3 separate regions of the Homo sapiens genome follow, and all the other regions are linked to region 2. The links are chromatin loops, found by intact Hi-C in ENCODE. Cell type or tissue: PC-9. All regions are shown on one strand. Each heading gives the region's core, and the rest is flanking DNA. Links, peaks and the distances in the headings are about the cores only.

Region 1 (6,654 bases), core at 981-5,980, 400 kb before region 2:
ACATTATCTCATTACATCTTCAAAGCAACCCATGGAGCAGGTGCTGCCAATATCCCTGTTTTGGAAATGAATGAACTGAGACTTGAGCAGTTAAGGAACTTACCCATGGTTCCAGGCCTCATTAGTTCTGCTAGTGGAATGACGTTTAAACCAAGAACATTGAACTCTACAAGCCTTACTTTTAACCACTGTATTGTGCTGTTTCTCTGGTAGAGCTAACTGTGCCCATGCCCCACCTCCTTTTCTTTCTTTCTTCTCTCTTTTTTTTTTTTTTGTTTCAAGAAATTGGCTTGTGACATGTGGGTGTTGACAAACCCAAAATCCATAGGGCAGGCTGGCAGGCTGGAGGCTCTCACAGGCAGGAGTGGATGCTACCATCTTAAGCGTGCCCTTTTTACTAGCTAAGCTGCAAACTCCTTGAGGGCAAGGGGCATGTCTCAAACATCTCTGAGTTTCCCACAATGCCTAGCAAGGGGTGCCTAGCAGGGCCTCCAGGCAGGAATCAAAAGACACAGCTATTAGGCCTACCTATGTGCCACCGATCTATTTGCTGTGTGACTTTGGCACTTGACCTTTTGGAATGGGATCCTCCTTGTCTGGGTCATGAGGATTGGATGACATCACATATCCAAAAACTGGGGATGTTAGGAAGGTGGGAACACTTGTACCCCTGCCACCCCATCTCTGGCTGGTCTGAAGGCACCAGTGTCTGCATTGGGACTGAAGGTGCAGGGGCCGCAGAGCTCCAGCAGGAGTCCCCAGCAAGGAGTCTCCTCCTCCACTGCTCCATGCCTCCCCTCAGTCTGGTGCTTGCTCCCTGTGATCCGCTCAAGCCTTGTGGCCTCAGAGTCTTTTTCCTTTTACACATTTAACATGGGGAGGTTGCAATTTTCCTCTGCCCTCATTTACTACCTTGGGGCAGATGGCAGGGCACTCGGTAATAAGTCCTACCCTTGGTACCTAGCTAGGTGAGTGAAGGGTGACTGGGTTTTCAGACCAGAACCAGGGAGGAAGGAGGGCTGTGGGAGAGGAATGCTGTCCCCAGCCCTGTCTTAGCCTGGCTGTGGGCTGCCACAGGGGCAGAGGCTCATGAGGAACAGCACTGCCTAGGGATAGTGAGGGCTGGGAAGGCACTGAACCTAGGTTTCCAGCCCCCCAGCCCGGACCCTGCCTTCTAACTCCTTGAAGCTCCATCCTTGGTATTAACCTTGGCTTTGCTCCTGACTGGCTTCCCCCGCGTTACATCCTGATTACATCCAGAGCACGGGTGAACCCTCCAGGCTTGTTTCCTGACAGAGTCAGACCCAGGGCTCTCAATGCTGCCCCCCTCCAAGCTTCTGTTAGCAGTGGCTATTGATGGGAAAGTCCACCACAGCCTGGCTGGGGAAGAGGCACCTGGTAACTTTCTGAAAGAGGGGAGCTGGGAGTGAGATAGAAGGTGCTATGTCCATCCTCACTTGACCTAGTAAGTGAGGGAGGAAAGGCAGCCCTTGGGGAGTTGGGGAGGCTTCTGCAGAATAGTGAGGCAGGGCAGCTGGTCTTCCAGCTCCTCCTTTTGCTTGGCCCCAATTCCCCTTTGGATCTCTTCTCTCTGCCACTTTCCCTTTTCCCCGCAGGTTTCCAACTAGTCTAGGGAAGCTACCCCAACACACATCCATCCCATAAGTCTCAGAATGTGTAATATTTGTTAAGCCTGAGATGCCCTCTCCCAGCTTTACCCTGCTCCTTCTTCAGGGCCCACTTCTGATATCATTACCTCCCACCTCCCCCATGAGCAGGCCTGAGTCAGCCTGGCATTGACTGCTCTCTGTGGTGGGCTCCCACAGCCCGGATATAAACCCTTTTTCAAAAGCTCTGGCCTCAACTGTCCTTGAATCAGAGTTATTTCTGTATGTGTACATCTGCCTGTGGTCCAGCACAAAGTGAGGCTTAATATTTATGAAGCGAGTGAACTAGTGAGCTGTGATGGGCAGCGCAAAGAGTTCTGGGATCAATGTCAGGGACCTGAGTTCTAGTCCTGGCTCTAGTGTGAACTTGCTGTGTGACACTGGACCTGTCCCTTCCCCACTCTGGGCCTCAGTTTCCCAATCTGTATAATGAGGAGATGGCTAGGTGGCTCCTAAGGTGCCTTTCAGGTCAATTACTCTAGCGTGCTGAGTTCTGTGCCTCCAGGATGGTGCCTTCTTCCAGGGAAGGAAATAGAGGCCCAAAGGGAATGGCACATGCAAAAGCCATGTGGAGAGAGGGAGTGTGGTGAGAACGAGGGCCCAAGAGGGAGCCAACCCAGCTAAAATAGACTGATGAGTGGATGTGAGGGGAGAGATGAGGCTGGGGAGGCAGGGGTGATGAGGGCTGAGGCCTACTGAGTGCTTGCTGTGTGGCAGGCACCACTCTAATTGCTTAACACATTTATCTTTATTTTTTTCATCAATTTTTACTTTAAGTTCCTGGGTACATGCGCAGGATGTGCAGGGCTGTTACGTAGGTAAATGTGTGCCATGGTGGTTTGCTGCACAGATCAACCCATCATCTAGGTATTAAGCCCAGCATCCATTAGCTATTCTTCTTGATGTTCTCCCTGCCTCCATGACCCCCTCACAGGCCCCAGTGTGGATGTTCCCCATCATATGTTCACATGTTCTCATCGTTCAGCTCCCACTTAAAACTGACAACATGTCGTGTTTGGTTTTCTGTTCCTGCATTAGTTTGCTGAGAATAATGTCTTCCAGCTCCATCCATGTCCCTGCAAAGGACATGCTCTCATTCCTTTTTATGGCTGCTCAGTACTCCATAGTATATATGTACCACATTTTCTTTAACCAGTCTATCATTGATGGGTGTTTGGATTGATTCCATGTCTTTGCTATTGTGAATAGTGCTGCAATGAACATATGTGTGCATGTATCTTTATAATAGAGTGATTTATATTCTTTTGGGTATATACCCAGTAATGGGATTGCCACAACCTTATGACATAGATACCATTATTAGCAACCAATATTATCATTTTACAGGTAAGAAAACTGAGATATGGGGAGATTCAGAAAATAAGTTGACCAGTGTCACACTGGCAATAGTGGTAGAGCCTGGCTGTGAATTTAGGCCATGTGACCCAGAACTCACTACATGGCTGACTTGAGTGTTAAACCATAGAGGCACTTAAGCCTCATATTAAATAGTTCTATGTTTGCTCTAAAATCAGTGGGAAGCTATTGATGGGTTATACAGGGGATGATGTAATTAGAGGTGTTTTGCAAAGGTAACTCTGACTGCAATATGGACTAGAAAAGGATCCGAATAGGCCTAGAATAGTCTAGCATAAACTAGTTGGGGTGCCACAGCATTTGAACTTGAAAGTTAAAATGGAAGCTTGGACTGTGGTAAATAGTTATGCTAGAGATGGAGATTAGATCGAATTGAGAGAAATATAGGAAATAAAATTCACAGGACTTGGTGATGAATGGGACATAGGGAGTGAAGGAGAGGGAAGTTTTTGGATGGCTAGTGATGCATAGGGTGCAGTGGAAGAGAAACAGGTTCCAGAAAAGGAAGAGAGGTTGAGGAGATCATGAGTTTGAGAACCTGTGGAACATAAAGTTCTTATAAGATATTCCAGGGATGATGTCAAATGGTAGGTGGACATATGGATCTGGGTGACAGATTTATGCATTATTTGCAATTGATAATTAATACTGTAGGTATGAATAAAATTAGCCAGGGAGAAAGTATAGAACAAGAAGGTCCAGGACTCCAAGCTTTAATAGGCTATGAGTGGAGAAAAATTCTGTGGAGGAGCTCAAAAGGGAGTGGCCAGAGGAAACCAGCAGGTGTCCCTGAAGCCACAGGAGAGTGAGGAGCAATGGTGGCTGTGGCTGCAAGGTCAGGTAAGACATGAACTAAAAATAGACATGCAGCCCTTGGTGCTGTTGATAGGGGGTATTTTGGTGGAGCAGAGGGGTGGGAATCCAGACAGGGATGGATTGAGCCACTGGGGGCCAGAAGATGAAGATAGGTATTTTGAGAATTGGGGCTGTAAAGGAGGGGAAAGAAGGAGATAACTAGGGAGAAATGAGGACCAGGTGAGAGGTTTTCTCTTTCCCTCTTCTTCCTCTTCCTCCTTTCCTTCTATTTTGCCCCCTTCCTTCCTTCCTTCCTTCCTTCCTTCCTTCCTTCCTTCCTTCCTTCCTCCCTCCCTCTCTCCCTCCCTCCCTTCCTTCCTTCCTTCTTTCCTTTCATCCTTCTTTCCTTCTCTTCCCTCTTTCCATCTTTTCCTTCTGTTTTCTCTCTTCGTTTTTAATAATGGGAGGTGCTGCATATATTTAAAGGCTTAGAAAAGACTCAGTCAAGAGGAAAGGATAATCAATACAGTAAGATTCCCGAGAGGGTAGGAGTGCAAAGAGTAGGACAAGCTGGGGGGCAGGCAGCCCCTCCACTGGAGCAGGAAGAGGAAGTCAGGATGTATGCAGGTGTCAGTAATTTATGTTCTTGCTATTAGAAGCTGAGGGACTTCCTGTCTAGTGGCTCTTATATTTTCTGACAAGCAGGAAACAAAGACCTTTGCTGCGAGCCGCAGATGAGAAGAAGTTTGAAGGCATGAGAAAAATGGAGAAGGTTTGAAATAATTACAGAAAGCAGGAAGGAGATGACAAGGGAAACCAAGAGGGTTTCTGGGAGGAATTAAGAGCATATATAATGACTGGAGATCATGACTTTAGAGGAAGCCAATCTGCCCTGTTCTCCGACTTCCTCTACTACCACTAAGTGCTCAGCTGCTTGGATACAGATGTGGAGACAAGTGTGACTGGCTTCATCCAGGGCTGAGGTTTTGTCAAACGTGGTGATTAAGTATGAGGGACCAAGGAATTTATAGTCTTGGCAAAAAAAAAAAAATGTTACTGAATGATGGACTGTGGAATATAAGCTGGATACAGGAGAGAAGTCAAGATAGGACAGGATGGATGCTCTCAGAGCAAGCAGGGAGGACTACAGAGGGGAGAGAAGAAAGAATAATGGTGGTGAGAAAAGCTGAACCACCTTGCAGGAAAGCAAGGAGCTGGTGGAGCAAGAGTGGGATATTGAGATAGTCTTTTTGGAAGTGGAACAGTTATGAGTGATGACCTTCCAGAGAAGGACAAGGGAGTGAATGGTGGAAGTGGAGTGGGGGTGAAGGCCACTGGAAGGAACGCGCTCAAGAAACTTCGGGGCTAGCGTGCTGGCAGGTCAACGTCCACATGCTGTCATCCAGCAGAATTGTAGGGAGGTGAGGGTAGAGGAAATATGTGAGTCCAGAGAGAACGTCTTTTATCAATGACATGGTAGGAACCGGAGGTCCAATGATGACAGCAGTCAGTCAGGAGACAGGGCCCAAGGCAAAGAAGCACACGCCTGCAGGAGGAGCATCTTCTCCCATTGTCCACGTCAGCCCTGGAAGACGTGAATCTCCACAACACAGGGAAACCAAGACCTTAGAGGGTAAATCTTGTGTTCTAACTCCTAACAGGTAAGTGGCAGAGGCAGCACATGAATCTCCCTGCTTCACAACCTGTGTCACATGTGGGTATAGCTGCCCGGGTAGTCAGTGTCCAGCCCAGAATCTCATCTTGGCTCACCTCACCCCTCTGCTGGTGGACAGTCAGTTATGAATCCAGGGAGGGTGACATGTCTCCTTTCCACCAGCAGGCCTTGACAAGACTGTGACTTGCCACGGCCAGTTGGGTGACTGTATTTGGCATCCCCACGATTGGAATGTCTACTGCGATCCTCAAGAGAGGAAGCCTCCAGCCTCTTCTTTGCGGGGTGGCATGACAGCCTGGCTGTGCTGACTGAGAGGGGACCCAGGAGGTCTAACTCCTCTATGTACACATTTCCAGCCAGTCTCCTGTTTTCATGCAGGCTTCAGTTCTACCAGACACATGCAAGTCCCAAGACTTGGTCCTAGGGGTGAGATCATCATGTCCCCTTCGTAGAACCCTTTGTCAGCTCTACTGAGCAATGGTTTTCTTTTCCTTCTCTTTGTCCATGAGAGTTTATATTTTTATTATTCCTTTGCTATTTAAGAAATATATTTGTTATTCCTTTATTCCCTAATTCTTTTAAGGGACTTAGAGAGAAGACAGGCACAAATGTGTCAAAGTGACTTTTTTAAACATTTTATGAAGATAATGTGTTGAAGGGACAGTTGTTAAGACCATATTGGATTGACATTAGAGAAACCATAGAAAAACAAAACCTTAAAGCGTGGCAAAAGTCGGGGCTATTCATTATGTCCTGGCTCTGTCAACAACCAAAAGCAACCTCTGCCACAGGATCCCCTCTCTGAGCCAAGGATGGGGCCATGTTGGACTCTGATGTCTTTTAAAATGGAAGGAGGCACTAAAGGTGAGGAAGGGCACACTAGCTCTCCTCCGACTCAATGTCCCTCACCCCCTGCGACCAAGCCTTGCCCCCAGGAAGCTGGTGACAGAGGGAGAAGAATGCAGGGGTGTAACTAGGTAGGGGGGCAGGAGCTAGGTGCCTGACTGCCACATGAGGCTTGAGGCAGGAAGGCCTGCTCTGGCGACAGGGGATCCACCTCTGCTGTCATGGAAGGAGTCTGGAGAGGAGCTAGGGAGAGTTATGCTGGCTGCCACGCCTGCTTCCCAAAACAAATCGCTC
Region 2 (6,654 bases), core at 546-5,545:
CCTGCTCCTGTGGGAAGGAGAAGGCTCTACAGTAACCATCTTGGAATTTAAAATGTGGCTGTAAATTAATTATTACATTCAGCAGCTATTTTTTGAGGGTCAGACCATAAGAAGGATAAAGTATCCTTGGAAGCCACAGGTGGCCTTATGGCATGCGGAGTATTAGAGCCAGATTTGGAACTGGATCCGGCACGCCCAGGGAACCTTTCCTCTTGTAGAATTTCTTCTGCTTTTCCCTTCAGCTTCAGCAAGCAATGTTCATTTGGAGCTGGGCTGAGTCACGGGCCCACACATACAAAACAGAGGCTGGCTGAGAAGTGGCCTCAAAGTTGAAGCTGCTAGGGCAGCTTCAGGTTGTTTTTGCCGTGAGCTCTGGGATTCTGATAGCCTAAGAATGAAATATTGTTCAAAAAAGCACACTTTCCTGAAAAGCTCATTATTTCAGAAGGATAAGGATTGTTGCCTGAGGGAGCAGACAGTTTCATTTACAGTGGGGAACAACTCTGGCCTCCTCAAACCTCTGTGCCCCTGTCCAGTGAGCCTCCTGCCTCCTCACGAGCCTCCCTCTTTCACATATTCCAGGGTGTCTCGGGGTGCGAAGCAACCATCCTCATGTGCTTGGCTTTGGAGAGCACAGCTATGTAGTTGCTTTGTGGATGTTTGCTGAGACCTGTTTCCAGCATATATCTCTAAGCAAAGATGGGTGATGACAGCCAGCAAGCCTGGAACTGATTTGATTTTCTCTGTCTTATCTACTAATCCAATGCACACTGACTAAGAATTCTGCCTTGTGCAGGGCATGTTCTAGAGAGGATGAATAAGGTTTGTCAACTTGAAATCTATAATGAGAGACTAATATGAGAACCTGCAAAAGCACAAAATGGAAAAGAGCAGGACACAGCCAGATCATGGTGAATTCCCAGGTGGCTGGAGCATAGGATGGATAAAGATTTTGGGGGAAACTGTTCTGTAGGCTGTGACTTCATGATAGATCTGCAAACGGCATCATGTAGCAATTGTGGCAGTAGCAATGAGAGGCAATGGGCATGTTCTGCAGCAAGGGGGTCCACCAGGAGACATTCCATGAAGGAACTGAATATGGTGTTGTTGCTGCCGCCCTGCATTCAGCTCGCTTCTGTGGGGTGGTCAAATAGAAGTGTGGGATGGGAATTGGGGCTGCAGGCCAGGGCATCCTGCCTACAGCCATCTTGACTCTCAGACCTCCATTTGTAAAACAGAAATAATAGTCCTTGCTTACCTAACCACGTTGTTTTGAGAAGCCAATAAGATGATGGAAGTGAGAGCTTTGAAAACATTGCAACACAGTGAATGACTTTTTTTTTTCTTTTTCAACTTTCATTTTAGAATCAGGGGGTACATGGGCAGGTTTGTTACAAAGGTACATTGAGTGATGCCGAGATTGGGGGTATGACTGAACCTGTCACTGAGGTAATGAATATAGTATCCAATAGTTAGTTTTTCAACACCTGTGCCCCTCTAGTAGTCCCCAGTATCTATCATTCCCATCTTTATGTCCATGTGTACCCAATATTTAGCTCCTACTTATAAGTGAGAACATGCGGTATTTGATGTTCTGTTCCTGTGATAGTTTGCTTAGGATAATGGCCTCCAGCTGCATTCATGTTGCTGCAAAGGGCATGATTTTGTTCTTTTTTATGGCTGCATAGTATTCCATGGTGTATATGTACCACATTTTCTTTATCCTATCTACCATTGATGGGCACCTGGGTTGATTCCATACCTTTGCCGTTGTGAATAGTGCTGCAGTGAACATGTACCCTTTTGACAGAATGACTTATTTTCCTTTAGGTATTTACCCAGCAATGGGATTGCCGGGTCGAGTGGTAGTTCAACTCAGTTGTTTGAGTCATCTCCAAACTGCCTTCTGCAGTGGCTGTACTGATTTACATTCGCAACATTGTATAAAGTGTCCCCTTTACTCCCAGCCTTGCCAACATCTGTTATTTTTGACTTTTTAACAAAAGCCATTCTGACTGGTATGAGATGGTATCTCATTGTGGTTTTGATTTGCATTTCTCTGATGATTAGAGATGACGAGCATTATTTCATGTTTGTTGCTCGCTTGCATGTCTTCTTTGGAGAATTGTCTGTTTATGTCTTTTGCCCACTTTTTAATGGAGTTATTTGCCTTTTGCTTGTTGATTTGTTTAAGTTCCTTACAGATTCTGGATATTAGACCTTTGGTGAAAGACATTTTTAAAACAATAAAGTGTTGAGGTAGTGGGGCCAACAACACTATTATTTTTAATATGATATCATTTCTCACATTACCACATCCATTCCCTCATGAAATTATTCTTTTAGAGAAAAGGGAAAGGGAGGAGGTGGTAGAGCTAGAACAGCAGGAAATAAATACCCACCTCAGGACTGCAGAGCAGCAAGGCCTCAGGGCCCTGAAAAGAACGCTGAGGCCAGGTCCGGGTGGGGCAGGAAGCAGAGCAGCCTCGCCTGTGGCTCCTACTAGGTCTGTAAACTGCCAGATCTGCCCGCAAACCACCATCAGCAACCCAGAGGCGCCCCAGGAAGCACCCTGAATGCCAGGCCCAGGGGTTCCCCACAGAGGCGGGGCACCAGCCCCCACCCTCCCTATTAATGGGAGTGGTTTCCAGGTGACTCATATGAGTAAAATGCAAAAAATGAAATAGAGACCATTAACATGATTCCAAGTAAGACAAGTGCCAAGTCCCATATTGTATTCTAACTTATCTCAGGATCAGAGAAGGAAATACAAAAAGGCTTGGCTTTAGTTCTCTCAGAACCAGAGCATTTCTGTCCTTTTCTTTCTCTGTAAGAACTGTACGTGGGGCTTGCCTAAGCAGTAAGTGAAATCCCCACCTGAATGATGGCTGCCTCCATCACTAGAGATGCAAGACAGAGTCGGAGTGTTGGGCAGGCTTTTGAGGCTCATGGCTATTTTTCTCCCGGCTCTGCCAAACACCAGCTCTATGACCTTAAGCAAATCGCTTTACCTTTTGGGGCCCAGTTCCTCCGTGTCAAACATGGCAGTAAGAATAGCACCTCCTTTTGGTACTATTAGAATGCTCTGCAGTGCCCAGAGTCTTAAGCCTAGTTGGTCGTGGAGGCACTCGGTTGGCTCTCAGTGGTCTCCTCTGACCTCTTCCCCACAGGGCTGTATGTTCTGGTTGGAGCCGGGGCCCTGATGATGGCCGTGGGGTTCTTCGGGTGCTGCGGAGCCATGCGGGAGTCGCAATGTGTGCTTGGATCAGTAAGTGGGGCGAGGGGGTAAATGGTGGGGTGGGGGTGAGGGAGCGGCCTGCATCTGAAGGGAGTCAGTGCCTCTGGCCCCTGGCTCCAGCTCCTCCGTGGACTCTCTGAGCCCTTGGCATGCACTTTTCCTCCCTCAGTCTTGGTTTCTCCATCTCTTATATATGAATAATACTAACTAGGGCCGGGTGCCATGACTCACGCCTGTAATCCCAGCACTTTGGGAGGCTGAGGCAGGAGGATCTCTGGAGCCCAGGAGTTTAAGACTAGCTTGGGCAACACAGGGAGACCTAGTCTCTACCGGGTGTGATGGCACACACCTGTGGTCCCAGCTACTCAGGAGGCTGAGGCAGGAGGATCACTTAAGACCAGGAGTTGGGAGGCTGCAGTGAGCCATGACTGTACCACTGCACTCCAACCTGGGCGACAGAGCAAAACCTTGTCTTGAAAAAAGAAAAAAGAAAAAAAATATTATCTTTGTTCCTGCCTTATATGGGAAGTGTGAAAAGAAATGACGTCATTGGTGTAAAGATGTTTTGGGAGTAAAAGTACTTAGTAATTGTAAGGGGTGACTATGATTGTTCTTTAAAAAAAAATATTTCACAGTGGGTGAGGCAGCTAAAAGGTTTCTATAGCCAGGGAAGTGCTGTTATCTACAAGGAAAACATTTATGTTTGAGATCAATAACTTAACCAAAATCCCTCTTGTGGCTTATTTTAACAAGCAACCTCTGTTTAAAACAAAAATCAAATAATTTCAATTAACTGCTATACATTCTATGTCAGTGTAGCCTGAGAGAAACAGAAAGGAAGAAGAGGGGCAGGAGGAGAGAAAGTGTTGATATTTCTCCACAGGGAGTCAGAAACAGCAGTTTTAATAGGCAGCCTCTCATCTCTCATTACTTATTGTGATATTTGGATTTTTAACTCTGGCCGTAGCCTCTGATCTCTTGCTATGTGAAATGTCTGACTTATTTCTTTGCCATTCATTCCTTCTCTTTCTCCTACTGTTGAGCACATTTCTGTCTTGTTTATCACTGAACTTAGTTTGATCAGAGCAAATCCATAGACCAGAACAGAAATCCATCCAGAAGGACACCCCTCACCTCATCTCCTCAAAGAAGCCTTTCCAGACCACAGAATCTCCAGTCACCCCCTTCCCCATGCCCAGGCCGCATCAGTGATGCTCCCTCTCCTGACCTTATTTTATATCTTTCTAGGTCTTTTGTGTTCGTCAAGTATTTACTAAGCACGTAGGTGCCAGGTGGTGTTCTAGGTGGTGGGATTTTTACATCACTACCTGAACTTATCTTATTCACTTTTTAACTTCTTTACACAGTTATCGTATATTCCTCTGTCCAATCCAAGGTCCGTGATAACAGAGACATTTGGATATTATCTTGTTCACCACTGAATAGTCAGCACCAAGGACAGTACCTGGTGCAGAATAAATGCCTAATAAACAATTGCTGAATGAATGAATGAATGAATGAACCACATGAAAGCGATTCAGCCATTACATAAGGAAACTAAGGTGCAAAATATATAAATTGAAAAGGTATTAAATTAATGAAATTAGTATTTTCTCTCCTCTACAGTTTTTTACCTGCCTCCTGGTGATATTTGCTGCTGAAGTAACCACTGGAGTATTTGCTTTTATAGGCAAGGGGGTAGTAAGTAAAATTACTTATAATGTTTTTCTATGATGGTTAAAAGTGTTAGAATATTGATACCCACAATAGTGTTAAGAAACCAAATAATCCCCATTATTATAGTTTAAACAGAACTTTTTAACTTAGAAGTGGTGTGCAGAACTGAGCATATATGTATATGAGTGTGCAGGCATATATACATGCTCACATTTTTCTGGGGAGATAGTTCATCTCTTCCATTAGACTTATGAAGTGGTCTATAATAAAACCAAAAAAAAAAGGATCTCTAATTTAAGATTCTTCCCCATTGTGAAATGGGGTAACAGTTAGAGTACAGACTTGAGAAAGAATCTAGATTCTCATCCCCTGTCAGACTGCCATTTGTCCTTAAGGATTGGCCTGGATGGGTCCATTTCATTCTCAAAGAGCAGAGCCTACACTGCTGTGGGCTAGTGAAGCCAGTTTATATTTGCTGCCCAACTCTAGGTGTCCAGAATAGGTTATCGGGGGGACACACAGAGGAAGTAGCCTTTCTTCCTCTGTAAAACACACTGTGGGATAGAAGAGAATGGAATGGAAAAGGAGGAAGAATGGAAACTTAAGTTTGGTGTATTTCACATTAACTCTTGTGTCATTAATATTATGTTTCTGAACTTATTTTAGACTATAAAACAGTAAACATGTAGAATAGTAAATGTCACCTCCTTTTGAATTTTTCTAAAGTAACTGGCTGTGTTCATAGGTTAGTTTAAATTCAGCTACATACAGAAGTAGAATGGAATCTTAGGACCTGTTGAGATATCTGTGGATTTGAAATCACAAGCTTTTATACTAGAAAAAGCATTCTCTAAGCTTTATATGATATCTGAATGTAGAAAGTTTTCCTTGGTGATGAATACCTTTTAAACCACGTCATAAAAAGATTTGAATGCTTTTAACCAATGGGGTAACAGGAATGTATAAGTCCGGATCCTAGCTATGCATCCAAATCATCTGGATGGAGCCCAGGAATCTGGGGCCCAGTTGATGCTGAAGCCCAGTTGGGCTTGGGAACTGTCAGAAATCTTTCTAGTCCATGAAAACTGTTCTGGTTAGTCTGTCCTTCCATCCTCAAAAGCATCTTAGAAACTCCAGAAACTATAATCTTCTCCATATGTTGCTGAATTATCCTAAAATACCTATGGAAAGGCAGTATTTTTTTTTATTTCTACAGGTTTTGTGGGGAACAGGTGGTGTTTGGTTACATGAGTAAGTTCTCTAGTGGGGATTTCTGAGATTTTGGTGCACCCATCACCCGAGCAGTGTACACTGTACCCAATGTGCAGTCTTTTATCCCTCACCTCACTCCTACCCTTTCCCCTGAGTCCCCAAAGTCCATTGTATCATTCTTATGAGAAAGGCAGTGTTTTTCAAAGGTGTGGAAGAGGAGATTTTCCTTGATGAAAGGAGAATGTTTGAAACTTCCCACCCAGAAGTCCTTCATTTTTCCTTGTATTTCTTCAGGCTATCCGACATGTTCAGACCATGTATGAAGAGGCTTACAATGATTACCTTAAAGACAGGGGAAAAGGCAATGGGACACTCATCACCTTCCACTCAACAGTGAGTAACTTCACTTCTTCCTTAAAATCACAGCTTCTAAAGATTATGTGTGAGCCAGGTTCTCACCAATCACCAGGATTAAAAATAAAAATAAATTCAGTAAAGCCAAGTAGCACCACCTATTTTAGCCCTTT
Region 3 (6,654 bases), core at 1,151-6,150, 50 kb before region 2:
CCGTGCACATTGCAAGGGTTTCTAGAAATGAGTGGAGAGCTAAGGACGGGAGGGGAAGGCGAAGGATCCTGTGAGCCCAGGGGCAATCTACAGGAGTGTTCATACTTTGGCATTGTCACTAACTGAGCACAGCTTCCAGAGGCCTCCTCGGCTTCACCACCCAAGGACAAAGTTTATTTTTCCTTTATGGAGAAAAAAAAAAAGGGAAATTTCAAAACATAAACACCAGAAGCTCTCCCTGTCTATCTCCCTAAAATTAGCTAGGCTATCAGTGTATAACCTGCAGGGATTTCCCTTCAACCATATGATTCACCACATCTTATGTGAAGTGTTCAGACTCTGCCTCCAGTGAATATTCGGTTTTGACACTCTCTGTCATCACTGCTGAGAACAGAAGCAATAACCAGTTGCTGCTGCCAGGGCTCAGGGCTCCAGTAAACGTCCTGCCTCAAGTCCTTGCTGCCCACAGAAAGACAGACTTGTGCTGAGCACTGGACTGAGAACCAAAAGAACTTATCCTGGTCCCAATTCTTCCCTTAATTTGATTGGTGTCTGGGCAAATCATTTCCCCTCATCTATATAAGGAGTTAGCCCTTTGTTCTGAGATGAGGCAAGAAATTGATAGGCCATCGGGCAGAGAAAACAGGGTCCAGGCCTGCCCATTATCTCATACCATATGTGGCAGAAAGGGTAAAATGCACCTCTGTATCTGGTAAAATGACATGAGGCCCCCACAGGAAGCCCACCTAGCTCAGAGCACATTCCCCAGCCCAGCAGCTGTCACAGGACATGTGATCCCAGGGAATCTCCTCTCAAGGCTCCCTGCCGCTCACCAGCCCTGTGCCATTTCAGGAAATATGGTCCCTTGAGCAGGCAAACAGCACCAAGGTCCCTGTGGTTTTAGCCCCGAGGGGACCTACCTCGTTCACAAGGTGCTGAGCCCCTTGGCCCTAGTTCGAGCATCTAAGGTGTGGCAGTGGGAGGGGGACACAAGTCCTACCTTCAAGGATCTCCCAGTCTGAGGAAGAAATCATCCATTATGATTCTTCTAAACAGTGGGGTTAAGTCCCTGCAGTCAGGCTGGAAGCCTCCCCGAGAAAGTTCAGAAAGTTCCTGAGTTCAGGAAGTCCCCCTCTGATGGGGGAGATGAGAACAGGGTTGCCAAGTTTACTGAATAAAAATATAGGATGCCCAGTTAACTGTGAATAGAAATTTAGTGAATAAAAATATAGGACAGTCAGTTAAATTTGAACTTCAGATAAACAAGGAATCACTTTTTAGGATGAGGATAACTCATGCAATATTTGGGACATACTTAAAAAAAAAATGATTCCTTATCTATCTGAAATTCAAATTTAACTGGACATCTTGCATTTTTTCTGGCAACCCTAGGACAAAACGAAGTCACAAGGCCCAAACCTAAGGTAACATAGGTGAGCAGGTAAAAAAGTCACAAACTGAGTCATAGTGCTGATGGGGACAGGAAATAAAGGCTCACTCAATGTCTGCAGACTGCTGCTGGGGCCTGGCAGGCTGCCCAGGAAAGCACAGGTCGCCTGGAAGGCCTCAGACTCGGCCCCAGCCTCACACTGCTGCTGGCTCCATCTCTGTGTGGGTAGCAGACTCTGGGACCCTGGGAGGGCATTCCAGGGGCTTGGCAACCAGCTGCAACCTCTCCAGCCAGAGGTGAGGCAAGGCCCACTGTGGGACAGGATCACAGCAGGGCCCATGAGGGAGTGGGTGGCAAGACCTGGGAGTGCAGATGGGCACCCAAGGAATGGTGTGTGCTTTCAAAATAGAGGGATGAGAAGTTTTCTTTCTTGCCAGGAAATAAACCTCCGTGAGACTGCTGCTAAGGGTGCTGGTGACTGGGTGACCTGAGAGCTAGGGAAACTACAAACCAGGAAATGGGTGCAATCCAGAGCTGAAGCCCCGTATTCCAAAGGTCTTAGCTCCCCAGGAAACTGGAGGACCGAGGCCCCCATCCAGGCTGTCTCATCCCAGAAGTCTGGCACCAAAAAGTCCCCAGACAGCATTTCACCCCCACACCCATGGATTCCCTAGCAGCCAGCATGTGACGCCCACACAAAGCAGTCAGAAGAGCAGTTCTCCAAGTCAAGAACAATCTTGTGTCATCTAACCACTGCTCTCCATTAGCTCTGTCAACTCCTCCATTTAGGGCAGTCAGAGTTTCATCCTTGAATGTGAGACTGAGATGCAGCCTTCACAAAGACAGTTTTCCAGAGACAGTTTTAGCAATTTACTTAGGAAGACGACTCAGCTTCCACAGGCCTGAGGTTTGAGAACAGCTAATGCTAGCCAGTCACAGAAAGGAGGCTGAAGTCCAGGGAACTGTCTGGTGTCTCCTCTCCCAAGCCCAGGTCTTCCTCTTTCTCAGCCCTGAGTACCAGGATCCTACTCCTGCTGTCCCATTGTAAGGAAGGCTGAGGATGTCCGAACGGCCCAGAGCATTCAGGCCAGCTCTCACCACTTCTAAGAGGTGGCCAGTGCAGCTCCCTTCGAGGAGCTTGAGGAAGATGGAGCGGGGGCGGCCCTAACAACAAGAATTTCCACTGCTATTCTCACTAGTAACCCAGCTCTAACTCTATATCAGGCAATGCTAAGCCCTCCATACACACTGTCTCATTTAACGCACAAACAGCCCTGTGCAGTGGGCACCGTTGACTTCATTTTACAGACAGGGACTTGAAGCCACAGGTATCTACCAGTCTGGACAGTTAACACTCAGGACAAGTCAGGTAGAGTTAACACTCAGGACGAGTCTCACTGGTAGAAACCAGTGAGACTAGCCCATCTCAGACTTTGGAAGTCATCATCCATTGGGGTTAAACCCCTGATTCTTGGGAGCACGGTAAAAGGCTCCCAAGGTCCCAGACTCTGCCACCGACACCGGGAAGCAGCCAGCAGCAGCGTGGGGCTGGGGCAGTCTGAGGCGTTCCAGATGACCTGTGGTTTCCTGAGCAGCCCACCAGGCTCAGCAGTACCCTGCGGACATCGAGCGACCCTTTATTTTCTGTCCCCATCAGCATTACGATGGTTTGTGAGCCAGGCTCCAAGTCCCTGCAAAGCTGCTGTCTGACAGCAGGGGGCGCCAATGTCTGGGAAAAATCTACCTGCCGCAAAAAATCCAGACAATTGGTGCTGAGGAATGTAAAGGTTCCAGGGAAAAGGTGGGCAAATTTGATCTCTTGGGCTTGACAGGCCCCAGGAAAGAAATTCAAAACAAAACTGTCTTGTGGTGCGGGCACTCAGCCCCAGATTTAGTGAGTGTTAGATCCCATGTGTTTGAGCCTCCTTATCGGCATCCCAGAGTTTAGCAAATGTCCCTCGGGGAAAACCTGTCTTACCTTTAGGGCTCCTCTGGTTTCTAGTCTGTCATGCCTTTCCCGAGAAACTGCTACAACCTCTGTTTCCTCTCTCCCTCCTCAGAGTCTCGCTGGCTTAGGTCAAGCCCTCACCCAAGCTCTGAATAGGCAAATGCCCAGAGGGAAGAAAGTGAGGTGGGATGAGGGCCTAGGAAGGATGCTTCCTTCTCTAGTTCAGTTGTCCTGCTCGTTGCTTCCACTGCTCTCCATTGTCTTTAAATATGGGATTTTCACAATTGATCCACTTTTCTCTATTATTGCAATAGTAGCAGTGGCGGCCTGTTGCAGCTTTCTGTATCCTACCCGGGGGCAACAGTGCAGCTTTTCGCTCTAAGCTTCTGTTTCCTCATTTGTGAAATGATGATAATATGTAAACATTAAGTGAGGGGAAGTATGTGTATCAGCCTGCTTAGTGCCCAGAACATAGGACGCCCTCAGTAAAGTATAACTTTTGGCCCGCCCCGGAAAGGATGTGCAGGGTAAAGGCGGCCGTGTGGACCCTGGTGAACAGCACTGCCCTCGGAATCAGTGGCTTGTACGTGAATCCCAGCTCCCCAATTTGTAAGCTATGTGGCCTTGAATAAGTCGCTTAACCTCTTCTAGCCTCATTTTGTCCTCAGTCAAATGAGAAAAACTAACGTCAGTTTTATAATATTGCAAGGATCCACGGAAGCATCACATGCGAAGCCCTTAGCTCCGTGCCTGGCTCTTGGTACGTACTCAGCGTAACTAGTAGCACATCTTATTTCACTCACTATCTGAAGTAAGGGCAGCTACAATAAAGCACTATATAGCATTTGGAGAGTGCCTACCAGAAACCAAATCTTATGATGAATATCAGAAAGGTATCCTCTCAGTACACTCCGGCTCACAACAAAATACCGTAAACTGTATAGCTTTTAAACAACAGAAATTTATTTCTCGAAGTCCTGGAGGCTGGAAAGTGCGAGATCAAGGTGCTGGCAGATTCGATGTCTGGTGAGGGCCCGCTTTCTGGTTCATGGATAGTGCCTTCTGTGTCCTCACATGGTAGAAGGGGAAGGGGTTTTCTTTCAGACCTCTCTCATGTGGGCACTCATCCCATTCATGAGAGCCCCACCCCATAACCTAATAACCTCCCAAAGGCCCCATCTCCTAATACTATCAACTTTGAGGTTTCGATTTTAACATATGAATGGGGGGGACACAAACATTCAGGTGTAAAGTAATAATAAATACTTCTTACATTATGTATTAATTTAGCAACTTTCTGAAGTGCCTTGACATTGATTATCTCTTTGCATTCACAGGTTCAACGAACTGTGAATCTAAAATATTTTCTTTTAAAAAATGGATGTGTCTATACTGAACATTTTTCTTATTGTCATTTCCTAAACAATACAGCATAACAATTATTTACATAACATTTACATTGTATTAGGTATTTTAAGTAATCTAAAGAGTATTTGAAGCACACGGGAAGATGTGTGTAAGTTATATGCACATACTACACCATTTTACATAAGGGACTTGAGCATCCGTGGACTGGGGTATCTGCAGGCAGTCCTGTAGCTGCTCCACCATGGACATCAAGGGACAGCTATATTTAGTGGAACAGATATCATCCCCATTTTTAAAATGAGTAAATTAAGTTTCAGTGAAGTTAAATGAATTAGCCAATGTCCACCCAGCTACAAAGGGGCAGAACCAGGAAAAGAGTTAGCCTTTATCCCGCTAGTTCCTGCTTTCAAGAATGTAACCATTCTATCACAAAATAGGCCTCAGTAGGAGAATATAATCAAGTGGCAGGAGGTCAACATTAGACAGGAGTACAATAGAAAGCCAGAGAAAGAAGAACTGTAGGAAAGCATGTTAGCAAAAACCATGCTTATGTGTGCTGTTAAACTATTCCAGCCATCAAATGCTAGTGCAGACCAGAGCCCTAAAGGGAGCAGAGGAAGCTCAGAAATCGTATTGTGAGAAGAAGGCTAGGAACACAGGTTCATCTCTCAGGTGGTCTGACAAGGTCAGACTTCACTTTTTAAAACGTATTCATTCCACAAAAATTTTTTGGCATTGGGTACACATGGACACAAAGATGAGAACAACAGACACTGAGGACTTTAAAAATGAAGGAGGGAGGCAGGGGGCAAGGGTCTAAAAACTACCTATTGGGTCCTATGTTCACTATTTGGGTGACAAGTTCAATTGAAGCCCAAATCTCGCTATCACACAATATATCCATGTAACAAACCTGCATATGTACCCCTGAACCTATAATAAAGAAATTTAAGCTGGGCACAGTGGCTCACACCTGTAATCCCAGCACTTTGGGAGGCCGAGGTGGGCAGATCACGAGGTCAAGAGATCGAGACCATCCTGGCCAACATGGTGAAACCCCGTCTCTACAAAAAATACAAAACTTAGCTCAGCATGGTGGCATGCACCTGTAGCCCCAGCTACTCCGGAGGCTGAGGGAGGAGAATCGCTCAAACCCAGTAGGTGGAGCTTGAAGTGAGCAGAGATAGTGCCACTGCACTCCAGCCTGGTGACAGAGTGAGACTCCATCTTAAAAAGAAAAAAAAAAAAGAAATTTAAAAGATGTTTTGGGCTTTTCCTATGTACATCTAGGTCAATCACCAGAATATAATCATGGACAAAAACATGTCCTCATGAAGCTTATAGTCTATTGAGGGAGATAAGCAATAATCAAATAATCAACATGTAGATATCCAATTACAAATTGAGGTGAGTGCCATGATGCAGAAGTACCAGGTGCATTAAGAAAGCCCCTAACCTAATCAACCCTGCCAAGGGCATGTGGAGGGCATGGGAAGGCAGACTCAAGAGCACTGCAGGCAGAGGGGTGCGGCTGTGAAATCCCTGTGATGAGAGAGCAGGGAGCACCCAAAGAAATGAGAGAAGGTGAGTGGGGTGGAAGAGGGAGCAAAGGAAAAGTCAGGGTGGGAGGGTGGGCAGAGCGGTCCCCATGGGCCAGACAGCCGGATAGGGCTGGGCCTTACAGATTGTGGTTGAGACTTGGGTCTTATTCTCATAGAAATGTGAAGCCACTTTCTGTCATCCGAATGTTTGTGTCCCTCAAAATTCACATACTGAAACCTAATCTCAATGTGATGGTATTTGGAGGGAGGTTTTTGGGGGTTGATTAGGTCATGAGTGTTCTGGGTTGTGATGGGATTAGTGCCCTTTTAAAAAGAGGCCTGGAGGGCTCCTCTGCCCCTTCCTCCACATTTGGACACAGCAAAAAGACTGTCATCAATGAACCAGG

What was found. A loop is a pair of places that touch in the nucleus more often than their neighbours do. Peaks named below come from ENCODE experiments on the same cell type or tissue, not always from the same donor. Only the 100,000 strongest peaks of a DNase experiment are listed, where the experiment ranks them.
Region 1: a loop joins it to region 2, with 28 times the contacts of the local background. A loop is called at or near these places in 3 of 110 quality-filtered maps.
Region 3: it touches region 2 in a loop (5-fold over the local background); 38 of 110 quality-filtered maps call a loop at or near these places.

The regions. Positions count from the first base shown.
Region 1 is chr1:115,460,729-115,467,382 of GRCh38, reverse strand. No RefSeq gene overlaps it. Among named protein-coding and RNA genes, the nearest start is that of NGF, 130 kb to the right of the region's middle. In PC-9, for the core only: CTCF peaks have their summits at 3,630, 3,834, 5,483 and 5,688; no DNase peak of the experiment used is centred there.
Region 2 is chr1:115,058,749-115,065,402 of GRCh38, reverse strand. It overlaps TSPAN2 (tetraspanin 2), which reads left to right. Exons shown (of 8, transcript NM_005725.6): 3 at 3,171-3,268; 4 at 4,865-4,939; 5 at 6,422-6,520. Among named protein-coding and RNA genes, the nearest start is that of TSPAN2, 27 kb to the left of the region's middle. RefSeq lists an enhancer at 2,548-3,071. In PC-9, for the core only: a CTCF peak has its summit at 3,092; DNase peaks (open chromatin) are centred at 1,952, 2,562 and 3,791; H3K4me3 peaks cover 3,453 bases; H3K27ac peaks cover 3,932 bases.
Region 3 is chr1:115,109,433-115,116,086 of GRCh38, reverse strand. No RefSeq gene overlaps it. Among named protein-coding and RNA genes, the nearest start is that of LINC01765, 13 kb to the right of the region's middle. In PC-9, for the core only: CTCF peaks have their summits at 2,913 and 3,114 (motif pointing right); DNase peaks (open chromatin) are centred at 1,496 and 1,846; H3K27ac peaks cover 1,389 bases.